4 separate regions of the Homo sapiens genome follow, and regions 1, 2 and 3 are each linked to region 4. A link is a loop called in an ENCODE intact Hi-C map of the cell type or tissue named here. Cell type or tissue: dorsolateral prefrontal cortex. All regions are shown on one strand.

What was found. Hi-C counts contacts between places; a loop is a spot of excess contacts. Peaks named below come from ENCODE experiments on the same cell type or tissue, not always from the same donor. Only the 100,000 strongest peaks of a DNase experiment are listed, where the experiment ranks them.
Region 1: a loop joins it to region 4, with 7 times the contacts of the local background. A loop is called at or near these places in 3 of 110 quality-filtered maps.
Region 2: it touches region 4 in a loop (2.8-fold over the local background); 11 of 110 quality-filtered maps call a loop at or near these places.
Region 3: a loop joins it to region 4, with 2.3 times the contacts of the local background. A loop is called at or near these places in 16 of 110 quality-filtered maps.

The regions. Positions count from the first base shown.
Region 1 is chr15:89,298,933-89,301,432 of GRCh38, reverse strand. FANCI (FA complementation group I) reads right to left here. Exons shown (of 38, transcript NM_001113378.2): 25 at 1,467-1,633; 26 at 1,048-1,133; 27 at 1-107. LOC124903548 (a long non-coding RNA gene) reads left to right here. Exons shown (of 2, transcript XR_007064749.1): 2 at 1-658. Among named protein-coding and RNA genes, the nearest start is that of MIR6766, 27 kb to the left of the region's middle. In dorsolateral prefrontal cortex, CTCF peaks have their summits at 1,144 and 1,344 (motif pointing right); no DNase peak of the experiment used is centred here.
Region 2 is chr15:89,196,401-89,198,900 of GRCh38, reverse strand. It overlaps ABHD2 (abhydrolase domain containing 2, acylglycerol lipase), which reads right to left. Exons shown (of 11, transcript NM_152924.5): 11 at 1-2,500. It also overlaps the pseudogene LOC124903574. Among named protein-coding and RNA genes, the nearest start is that of RLBP1, 24 kb to the left of the region's middle. RefSeq lists a silencer at 969-1,263. In dorsolateral prefrontal cortex, a CTCF peak has its summit at 1,084; a DNase peak (open chromatin) is centred at 1,120; H3K4me3 peaks cover 1,358 bases; H3K27ac peaks cover 2,500 bases.
Region 3 is chr15:88,656,123-88,658,622 of GRCh38, reverse strand. ISG20 (interferon stimulated exonuclease gene 20) reads right to left here. Exons shown (of 4, transcript NM_002201.6): 4 at 2,140-2,500. Among named protein-coding and RNA genes, the nearest start is that of ISG20, 18 kb to the right of the region's middle. RefSeq lists an enhancer at 1,597-1,646. In dorsolateral prefrontal cortex, CTCF peaks have their summits at 872 and 1,075 (motif pointing left); DNase peaks (open chromatin) are centred at 1,082 and 1,532; H3K27me3 peaks cover 331 bases.
Region 4 is chr15:88,903,856-88,906,355 of GRCh38, reverse strand. It overlaps MFGE8 (milk fat globule EGF and factor V/VIII domain containing), which reads left to right. Exons shown (of 8, transcript NM_005928.4): 5 at 455-599. Among named protein-coding and RNA genes, the nearest start is that of MFGE8, 8.3 kb to the left of the region's middle. RefSeq lists a silencer at 1,322-1,511. In dorsolateral prefrontal cortex, CTCF peaks have their summits at 1,210 and 1,441 (motif pointing left); a DNase peak (open chromatin) is centred at 1,435; H3K27ac peaks cover 958 bases.

The DNA.
Region 1 (2,500 bases), 400 kb before region 4:
GAGGGCTCCAGTAACTTGGACAAACTGGTAAGAACCGTGACTAGCAGGAGGGCTTCTTTGCTATTAAAATCTTCCTCTTGACTGCTAAGTAAATTCAACAAGGACCTCTGAGAAAGGAAGGCACACACAGCAAGCAATGTTAGCAGACACGTTCCTATCAGGAAGAAGAGGCATCTAGTCAGAGACTCCTAAGACTAGGACAGAAAGAATTCAAAGCTACCAAAATTCTAAGAGGATAAAATCTGAAAATACACCTGAATTGAGCAGTAGTTTCCTAAGCTGTTTTTGACCATAAACCTCTCTGAGAATGCTCCTGAAAACTGACTCTTTCCGTTCCAACCCCATGCAAAATGTAGATAATGAACTATGTACCCAATTTCTGGTGGCTCACAGCTCCCTGGAGCCTATCCATTGATCTCAGGCTTAGACAAGGCACCAAACCCAGCAATGCTTATATACCTTCCCTGTTACCTGAAATAACTATGTATTTGATTATTTGTCAGTGTCTTTCTACTATAATGTAAGCTCCATAAGGATAGGAATATTTTGTCTCTTTTGTTCCCTGCTACATCCCCAGCACCTAGAACTGTTTCTGGCACATGGTAGGAACTTCAGAATTACTTGTTAAATAAAAAACTCCTGTGATAGAACATCCTGATATTTTGACAACTATTGGTTAGAAACTAACAAACTTTATTGTCCAGTGTTTACGTTGTCTGTCAGACCAAGCCAAATTATACCACAGACTCAGAAAACAAAAACACAGACTCTATGCCTTGAAGACTCCTTTCTGTTTACATCAACTCAAACAGTGGTCCTTAGAAGTAATGAGTATTGCAGGTTGGGGTGGCTAAATACCTATCCTCACTAGGGTCCTTTTAAATACATTATCTTCCATTCTGAGAGCTATGTCCTGTTGCCTGTATGACCCAGAAAAAATTCTTCTCCTACTTGGTCACTGTCTGCCCATTCTTACCAGCTGCCCCTGCTAACAGTTCCTTTGCAAAGCCTCTCAGGCCAGTACAGCAGCTTTGCAAGGCTTCTCACCTGAAATTGCCGGATCTGGAATGCTGTTCTCTGAGTGACACTGACATCTGCATCTTCTCTCTCTTCTCCTTCCTTATCTGTGACATCTAGGAATGGAAAAGAAACTCTTGTCTTCTTTGATATAAACTCATACTTTTTGGCCTTTTAATAGCTAAAATTTTTGAAAGCCAAAAAAAAGTCTAAAGGCAGACTTAAATTTCTAAAATTTTGTGATTTCTTAATACTATATTCCATTTTCCAGCCACTCTTTGTGGTTGAATGTAATCCAGTAGGTACCAATCCTGAATCCACTAGATGTCACTCCTTAGCAACATTAGGACTGTTCTCAAGTGTCTTCTGGTAGGTTAACAAATGGAATTAAGGGGTTGAGCTAAGGAGAAACCTAAATCAAGCCTATTTATTGATACTGCAATGCTTACCCAGAGCTCTGAGAAACTGCTGAATCTTGGGCTGATAGAACTGTTGCACAGCACTGAATATTTTCTGTAAACCCTCCAAGCACAGCAGTGAGATGCTCTTTCCTTTCTCTTTCTTTCCCGACTCTTCCACTGAAGTAGGAATTGAAGTGTATCTCCATAGCAAGACTCTGAAGCAGGAGAAAGTGGTATTGTTTTTAAAGACAGGTTCACCGAGATAAAATAACAAACAGTAAAATTCTTACCCTGTAGGTGAACAGTTCTAGAAGTTTAAAAAAACTTACATGGTTGTGTAATCTCCCCACAATCAAGGTATTTCTATCACTCTAAAAGTTCCCTTGTGCTCACTGATAGTCAATTCTCTCCTCCCATTTCCAAGCAACTACTGATCTAATTTCTGTCCCTATGGTTTTACTTTCTACGAAACATCATACAAAAATGGTTATCATTCAGTATATAGCCTTCTGAGTCTGCCTTTAACACAGCAGACTCTATATTCATCAGGGATATTGCTATGCAGTTTTCTTGCAATGGTCTGGGTCTGGTTTGGTATCAGGGTAATGCTGACCTCATTAATTAAATGAGGTGGAATATGTTCTCTCCTATTTCCTGGAAGAATTTGCACAGAATTTACATTACTTCTCCCTTAAATGTTTGGATGAATTTACCACGGAATAGACCTAGATCTTAAGTTTTGTGAAAAAAGTTTGAACCACAAATTCAATTTCTTTGAATAGAGATAAGATTACTCAGGTTTTTTTGAATAGAGATAAGATTACTCAGGTTTTTTTTTTTTTTTTGAGACAGAGTCTCACTCTGTCACCCAGGCTGGAGTGCAGTGGGGTGATCTCACTGCAAACTCACACCTCCCAGATTCAAGTGGTCTTCCTGCCTCAGCTTCCTGAGTAGCTGGGACTACAAGTGCATACCACCACGCCCAGCTAATTTTTGTATTTTTTTTAGTAGAGCTGGGGTTTCACCATGTTGGCCAGACTGGTCTTGAACTGCTGACCTCAGGTGATCCACCTGCTTCGGCC
Region 2 (2,500 bases), 290 kb before region 4:
GAAGCCAGTCAAAGACACAGGGCTTTGGACAAGATCAAGGGTCTTCACCAGGAAAGCTTAATGCAGAAGCCCCCTCCCTCCAAGTCCCCTCAGCGTGAGCCTTGAGCCTTGACACAGCTGTTTCCACCTGCAAGGGCTGGAGAGGCCAAGTTCACGCAGATGTTCAGCAATGTTCAAGCAAATGATGTGTAAATAGATGAAGTGGTCTTAGAGATGGTCTAAGAGGAGGGAACAGGCTCAGAGAGGTGAGGTGATTTGCCCACGATCCAATGTGAATTAGAGACCATTAGGACACGAACTCAGGTATATTTCCACTCTTACGGTGAATCATAAGGTTCCCAGTAAGTGTAAAATGCTGCAGAGAGGTTAAAAGAATATTGTAACCAACAGCTTTCTGCTTTCATTCTGCTCTGGAATCATTTGTGTAAACTCACAGCAGGAAAAGATAACAGTTTTCTTCAAGTCTGTTAAACTCACTTCTAACATAAAAACATTAAAGAAACTTGACACCATTTTTTGAGTCAGTTAATCCTAATTTGACTGGAATCAGTTACTTGTAAGTGTCTTCAAATTGCTTATGAGACACGGAGTGCTACAGGAGAGATGTGGGTGCTTCTCCCCATTGGTTTTTAACATATTATTCCTGCAATGGAATTGTCCAGATTGATGCAATTTATAGCCTCAATTTGATTCTAAAATATATTCAAATACTCTTTAAAAATTCAGCCTTGTTTTAGCCCAAATAGAACCTTACTAGCAAGAGGGGGATTCATATACTCATCAGAAATGAATGACTTTGGGAAGAAAGGCAAGGACACCTGGAGGAAGGAAAAAAGATGACCTATCTATAAACTGCCACTCCCTCATTTATCAGGCAAGTTTGCAGCTCTGTGAATTCAATGCCTCTGTGCTCTCATTCAGGGACAAACAAGAATTTTCCTGTAAGACAGCCACAGTCACATTCTCATTTCCATGCCTAAGAGCCTGAAGCTTGAACAAAGGGCTTCAGTTAGTTTCATGTGAGCCAAAATGGAATGTGAGTGCCATTCAGAGCCACACACTAAAAAGATTTCAGCTGGGACACTGGCTCCCACAGTCCTGGGGGAGCAAATTCCGGTTGTGTGGCAACAAAGGCTATGCTGCCAGCCCTGCCTGTCCTCCACAGGGGCCACCAGGACTGCCGTGCAGACCAGGCTCCACCCTCCCCCACACCGGTTTGTGTGACAACAGGGCTGTCTTTTCTCTTCCTGAATTTCTGAATGGAGCTGGTACATGGGCCAGCCACTATTTTGTCAGAACAGGTTAAGGGGTGTGGCCTCAGGCATATGAAAGGAGCCTCTCGCTCTTCTGGGGTGGTGATTCAGTCCTAGGAAGTTATTGCTTGGTTTACCTATTCTCATAAAAAGTCTTGATAAATGAAGGTAGTAGTAGCAGAAATATGACTATGAATGTTCTAGATCACAGCTGTAGTTGGGTGAAGGGAAAAGTAACAGAGGAGAGGGGCTAACTTCCAAACTGAGAGGGTAAAGTGCCAGTCTGTGCTAAAAGAACGTGAAAAGGAAACCTATTAGAGAAATAATACACTGGGGGGAAAGTCATAATGATAGAGGCTGGTGAGTGCCAGAAATTATACCAAAGCGAAGTTGAGACCACAGAAATCTCAGTCTCTGAGATAAGGGCTGCTTTTGATGTCATTCGGATGATTTGGTGATTGTCAGAAAACAACTTCTTCAGGTTACAGACCTGGACCCATGCCCACGGGTCCCGTCACAGTCACTTGGACCCGTGCCCAAACCACACCCACCTGTGGCCCTGAGGGTTGGCACTCAGGCGCCCAGGTGGCTCCTTTGATCCCTGAAACATCCATGCAGACCCACTACTTATATTCCAGTCTGTCCTGGAGTCAAAGGAGATGAAGGAGGAAAAATATCTTTTTAAAGTATCCAGGCAATTTTACTCATAGTTCTGTTTAGTTCCAGATAGCAACAGCTGATTGTTCAAAGTGCAGGGTTTTTGGATATTCAAGTACCACAGGATCGGAGAAAAGGAGTACTTGAAACCTAGAGTTGCGTTTTCACTTGAGAAGACACACTTTGGAAACACCTATCCAACAGACTACAAATATAGGCTATTAAATTAAAAATCTGGTTTCAAAATAATACCCACTTAGGTTGGAAATATCTTTCTCCAAACTCAGATCCAACTTTTGAATTGTTTGGTATCAAAGGCAAAGTTAGAGGGACTTGGGTTTAAAAACTAAAATTACAAGTGAGTGCTTAAAAAAAAAACAACTCAAAACATCTTTTTATCAAATAAGGGACACACACACACAAAAGGCAAACGATGATATCTACATGCTTAGACTGGGAGAGCAGCTCCCAGGCTCCCCTGGAGGGATGTTCTCTCAAACCTCAGTAAACTGAGTTTGTCATTGAACTTTGAACCTGGTAGTGAGCTCAGCAATCTACCTGGTCCAAGTCCCCCATTTTAGAGGTGAAGA
Region 3 (2,500 bases), 250 kb after region 4:
GGTCTGTTTCAGTCATTTATTTTTCAGGACAGGCCCTTGAGACATTTTCATCTGTGACCCTTGGAATAGATGCCTGGAATACACCCACCTTTCTCTCTCTCTAGGTGTACCCTGTAGGCTCAGCTGGGGCAGCTGCAGGAGGAGGAAGTAGTACCTGCTAAGACGCAGGCCCTCCCATCGGCTCAGGGGACACCAGATAGCCTGAGCTGCCTGCCCTGACTGGGACCCCAGATAGGGCTCCCCGTGGGCTAGACATTACCACCTCAATAAACATCGCCTTTCCTTCTCCCATCCTCAAACCTCATCAGAATAAACCCCGCATTTGCTGGCATCGACTCCAATTGTGTTGAGGAGTCTAGAGGGGCAGCCCCAAGGCAGCTCTTGATTTTTAGATCAGTAGTGATGGATGCTGTTTATCAGCCCCTGCCCCTCCTGCCCCGGCCCCCCGCCCAGTGCTGGGCACCCTGCATACAGACTCTCAATCTTCTTTTCAGCCCTGCGTGGCAGGAAAGCCCATATGGTGGCTGCGGATACTGAGTGTCACAGAAGTAAGACACTTGCCCGCCATGACTCAAGCCAGAGCCTCAGCCCAGGTCAGCTGACTCTAAAGCTGGTGCTCTTTCTAGAGCTCTCGTTGCCTGTGTTTTACATGACTGCCGCACCTGCTGCTCTCCGGGGTCCTGCCTGCCTGGGAGTGGGGGTGGTGGGCACCTCCCCGGTTTTCTCTCCCCTCAGGGCATCTAAGCAAGTCGGGCTGGAAATTCCCTTTGAACTGCTCTGACTTCAGGAAACCTGGTTTGTCTCTCCTCTCAAGGAAGCCTGAAGCCATGGACAGAACCTTGGGCTGGGAGTCAGAAAGCCTGGGCTCACCTCCCAGGCCAGGCTGCATCATGCTCCAACCCCTCTCTGAGCCTTAGCATCTGTGGCTGAGTGAAGACTGCCTAGAGCATCCCTGGAGCAGCCCCCTAGGCATTTTTGAAGACACTGTCCCTCACACCTCATCCCAAAATGTTCATTATGCAGGTTCTGCCCTCGAAGCTTTCAGGAGGACAGACGGCCCACGGCCACCACCTGGTGGCCAGTCATAGCCAGACAAGGCCGACGCACCCAGCAGCCTTGAAGGCACGTAAGAAATCATAAAACTGCAGGGGGCTGGGTCATCACCTTGAAACCCTGTGGACAGGGTGGGAGAGAACCCTGTGAGAGTAGATTGCATCTCCCACCTCTTCCAGACACGGGAGGGGGCCCTCCAGCTTCCCAGAGGTCAGTGGCTCAGATGGGAGGCATTGCCATCCTAGGACAGCTGAGGGGAAAAAAACACTTGAGTTTGGGGATCAGGCAGGTCTGGATTGAAATCTCTTGGGTTCTTAACCTTGGTCGAGTCCCTCATCTGTGCAGTGGGCCATTTGGGACCCATCTTGCCGGGCTGTGGACCTCTCTGCATGAACAGGCAGCCAAGGGAGGCGGCATGGGGAGAGGCTGGACCTGTGACTGAGTGCACCTTGGTGGCGCCCAGCCCTGGGGCCAGCTCTCAACTGTGGCTGCACATCCTAACACCTGATGCTTAGGCAGTGCTTCTCTCATAGCATGGCCCCCGGGCCAGCAGCAGCGGGGAACTTGTTAGAATGGGGAACTTGCACATTCTCGAGCTCCACCGCAACCCACTGCATCTGAAACTCTGGGGGTGGACCCAGCACCTGCCAGGTGATGCAGTTGCTCACTGTAGTGTGACAGCACCGTGTTCAGGTGCTGGGATGGTTGAGAAAGCACTGCAGGTGACTCAAAAACCCTAGGACCAGAATCACCTGTGGAGGTTAAAAAAAGGAACAGCTTGGCCAGGTGCGGTGGTGGCTCACGCCTGTAATCCCAGCACTTTGGGAGGCCGAGGTGGGGTGGATCACTTGAGGTCAGGAGTTTGAGACCAGCCTGGCCAACATGGCGAAACCTCATCTTTACTGAAAATGCAAAAATTAGCCAGGTGTGATGGCACATGACTGTAATCCTAGCTACTTGAGAAGCTGAGGCAGGAGAATCGCTTGGACCCAGGAGGTGGAGATTGCAGTGAGCTGAGATCCAGTCACTGCACTCTAGCCTGGGTGACAGAGTGAGACTCCATCTCAAAAAAAAAAATTGCTTGGACACCATTCCAATGATTTTTATTTAGTGGAAGCACTAAATTATTAATTATTATTAAAATAACAAGAATTCTGCCGTTGATTCTAGCGATCAGGGACAGCTCTGGTCCAGACCCTCCTCCCCATACAGGATGCCCTCCCCTCAGAGAGCCGAGCCCCGAAACAGAGTGCGGTGACTCTTCCTGGGGTGCCCTAGATGTGCAGGCAGTCCAGGGAAGAACAATTACTTATCGACACCTGGTGGGTGCTTAAGCTAGGACAGGCATGGTGCTGGGGGCTTTGCCTGCAACATCTCACAAATACCCTACGAGTTGCTAGAATTCTCATTTTACAGATGGAGAAACTGAGAAGTTCAGTAAACCACC
Region 4 (2,500 bases):
TTTCATTCTGAGCCTTCATGGGTACATGTACAGTTGTGTAGGTTGTACACTGCTCAAGGATGTCATTGCTAAGCAGGCACCATTCACAGTACAGGCATTGTACATTTGTGGAACTCTGTCAGAAAATTGTCATAATAAACTATTTGAGAAAGGAGTGCCTTTTCCTAATTTGCAAAGAGGTACCCTGTAGGTTACAGGTGGCCCTGTGTCAGCTATAGGGGTTTATGCCCAGGCTCCATGATGATTAAGGAAAGTGAGAGGAGAATCTTTGTGGAGGGCCGTGGGGTGGCCAAAGGAGAGGCTGCTGTGTGAGCCTCTGCTGGCTCTTCCAAGTCCTCTTCACCCTCCCAGCCCCACCTCTGCCTCCCAGGTCTGAAGAGGAAGATGAGGTAACCCCAGGGAGGGGGACTGCTCAGATGGACCCCCTTCTCCAGTCTTGTCCCTTCCCTGCTAGGAGTTTGTGGGTAACTGGAACAAAAACGCGGTGCATGTCAACCTGTTTGAGACCCCTGTGGAGGCTCAGTACGTGAGATTGTACCCCACGAGCTGCCACACGGCCTGCACTCTGCGCTTTGAGCTACTGGGCTGTGAGCTGAACGGTGAGTGCTGGGGGTGCGGGTAGGGGGGCACTGTTGGCCAATCCTAGGAGGTGGCCCTCCCTGCTGCCTCTTTTCTCAGCCAAACTGAGCTAGGTAGGGCAGCAACAAGGCACGGGGACCAGGCTTCACTCGGGCAACGCACTCTAGGGGGTCACCTGGCCATAGCAGCCCCACCCAGGTGTTTGCTGTCTGCCAACCCATGACCCAGGGCATTCTGATTGATAGAGAAAAAGACATCAGTTTTCAAAGTATTTTCCCTTCTTCTGGTTGGCTCCTCTCCTGTAGCTTCTAGAACATGTAGCGTTAGGTGTGTTTGGCAGATGTCAGCTTTACGAGGGCAGAGAATCTGTCTGTTTTGTTTGCTTCGGTATTCCCAGGGCCTAGAATGGTGTCTGGTTTATAGGTACTCAATAAATATTTGATGAATGAGCGAATGAATGAATGAGGGGCGTGGGGCCCCGATGAATGATTTATTAAGGGTACACATCTGGTAGGTATTAAGACTTGGTCTAGATCTCTGGGCTCCCGACCACACCCATCCAGAGCTTTCCCTGCCAAACTCTTAAGAGTCTGCACTCCAGAGAAACACAGGGGCTTCTTGGACCACAGGGCTTGGAGCTGGTGCTTCCTGCTGCCTTTTCCAAAGAGATTCCCAGATGAAGAGCTGGGGAGACCATAAAGGGACAGATTTCTGCAGAGCCAGGGGACAGCCTGGGCGAGGTCAGAGTGCCGGGTTTGGGCTGACAGACATTAATTGTCTCAGCCCAGCTCAACCCAGCTTTCCTGAGGTCTGGGTATTTCTCTCTCTTTGCAGCCACAATGCCACCTGCTGGCCATCAGTGGAACTGTAGGGCTCGCTAAGCAGAGCTGCAGAGTGGAGGTTCTTATCTTACCCGCTGGCCTTTTGATCTTACCTGCCCTCCTGTGCCCCGCCTTTCCCCTCTGTGACACCTCTTCCTGTTGTCTCATTTCAGACACCACCCAAATACCCCTCAGAGCTGAGTTCAGTGCCTGGCTGGGTTCAGTGTTTTTAGTATGAACTTGAGTAGGTATGCTTCCTCCACCAGGGGCCCTTTTGAGCCGTATTGTTTCAGTGGGGAGTATAAGACTTTGCCTTCTGCTAGAAGGAAATGTAGGCTACTGGGAAAGGACAGAGCCAGGTCTGTGTGCCTCTCCCTGGAGTCCCTGACACTTGCTGTTTTGGCTTGAAGCCTTTGGCCATTAAAGTTGCCTGTATCCAGGCATGACTGGCCCCTGCTCAGGGCCAAGAGAGGGTGAGTCTTGCAAACCAAGGAAGCCCAGGTACCCTGTCTGCTTCCTTCAGGGTCTGGACCACTCCTTTCCCTATAGGCCTTCCAGTCGGCTGGAGAGTGTTGGTGCATGTGTGCATGTGTGCACGTGTGCATGTGTGTGGGTGGGGCTGAGGTCTGGGGGTACCTGGGATTCCACAAGGGATTCCTCTTTGCAGACATATGGTGTCTTTGGTAAATTAATTATTTAATTCGATGGATGTTTATTAAGATATTGATTAAGCCCCTCCTGGGTGCTTGGCTCTAGGGAATGATTCCTTGACCTCATGTAATTTGCATTGTAGCAAGGAAGGCAGACTTGAGGCGAGGAGCAGATGACAGAGAGCAGTAACAGCTCTGAAGAAAAGCTAGAGGCTGATGAGATGACCATGACTTGGGGTGAGGGGAGAGAGCAAGACAAGGACTGCTCTGTCGGGAAGGCCTTTGACTGGGGGCCTGAATGATGGAGAGCCAGCCACATGAAAAACTTAAAAACAGCACTGCAAAAAGAGCACTGCAGGCAAGGAATTGGTAAATGCAAAGGCCCTGGGGCATGTTGAAGGGTGGAAGGAAGGCCAGTGGAGCTGGAGCCAAGAGATGGAGGGGCAGCTT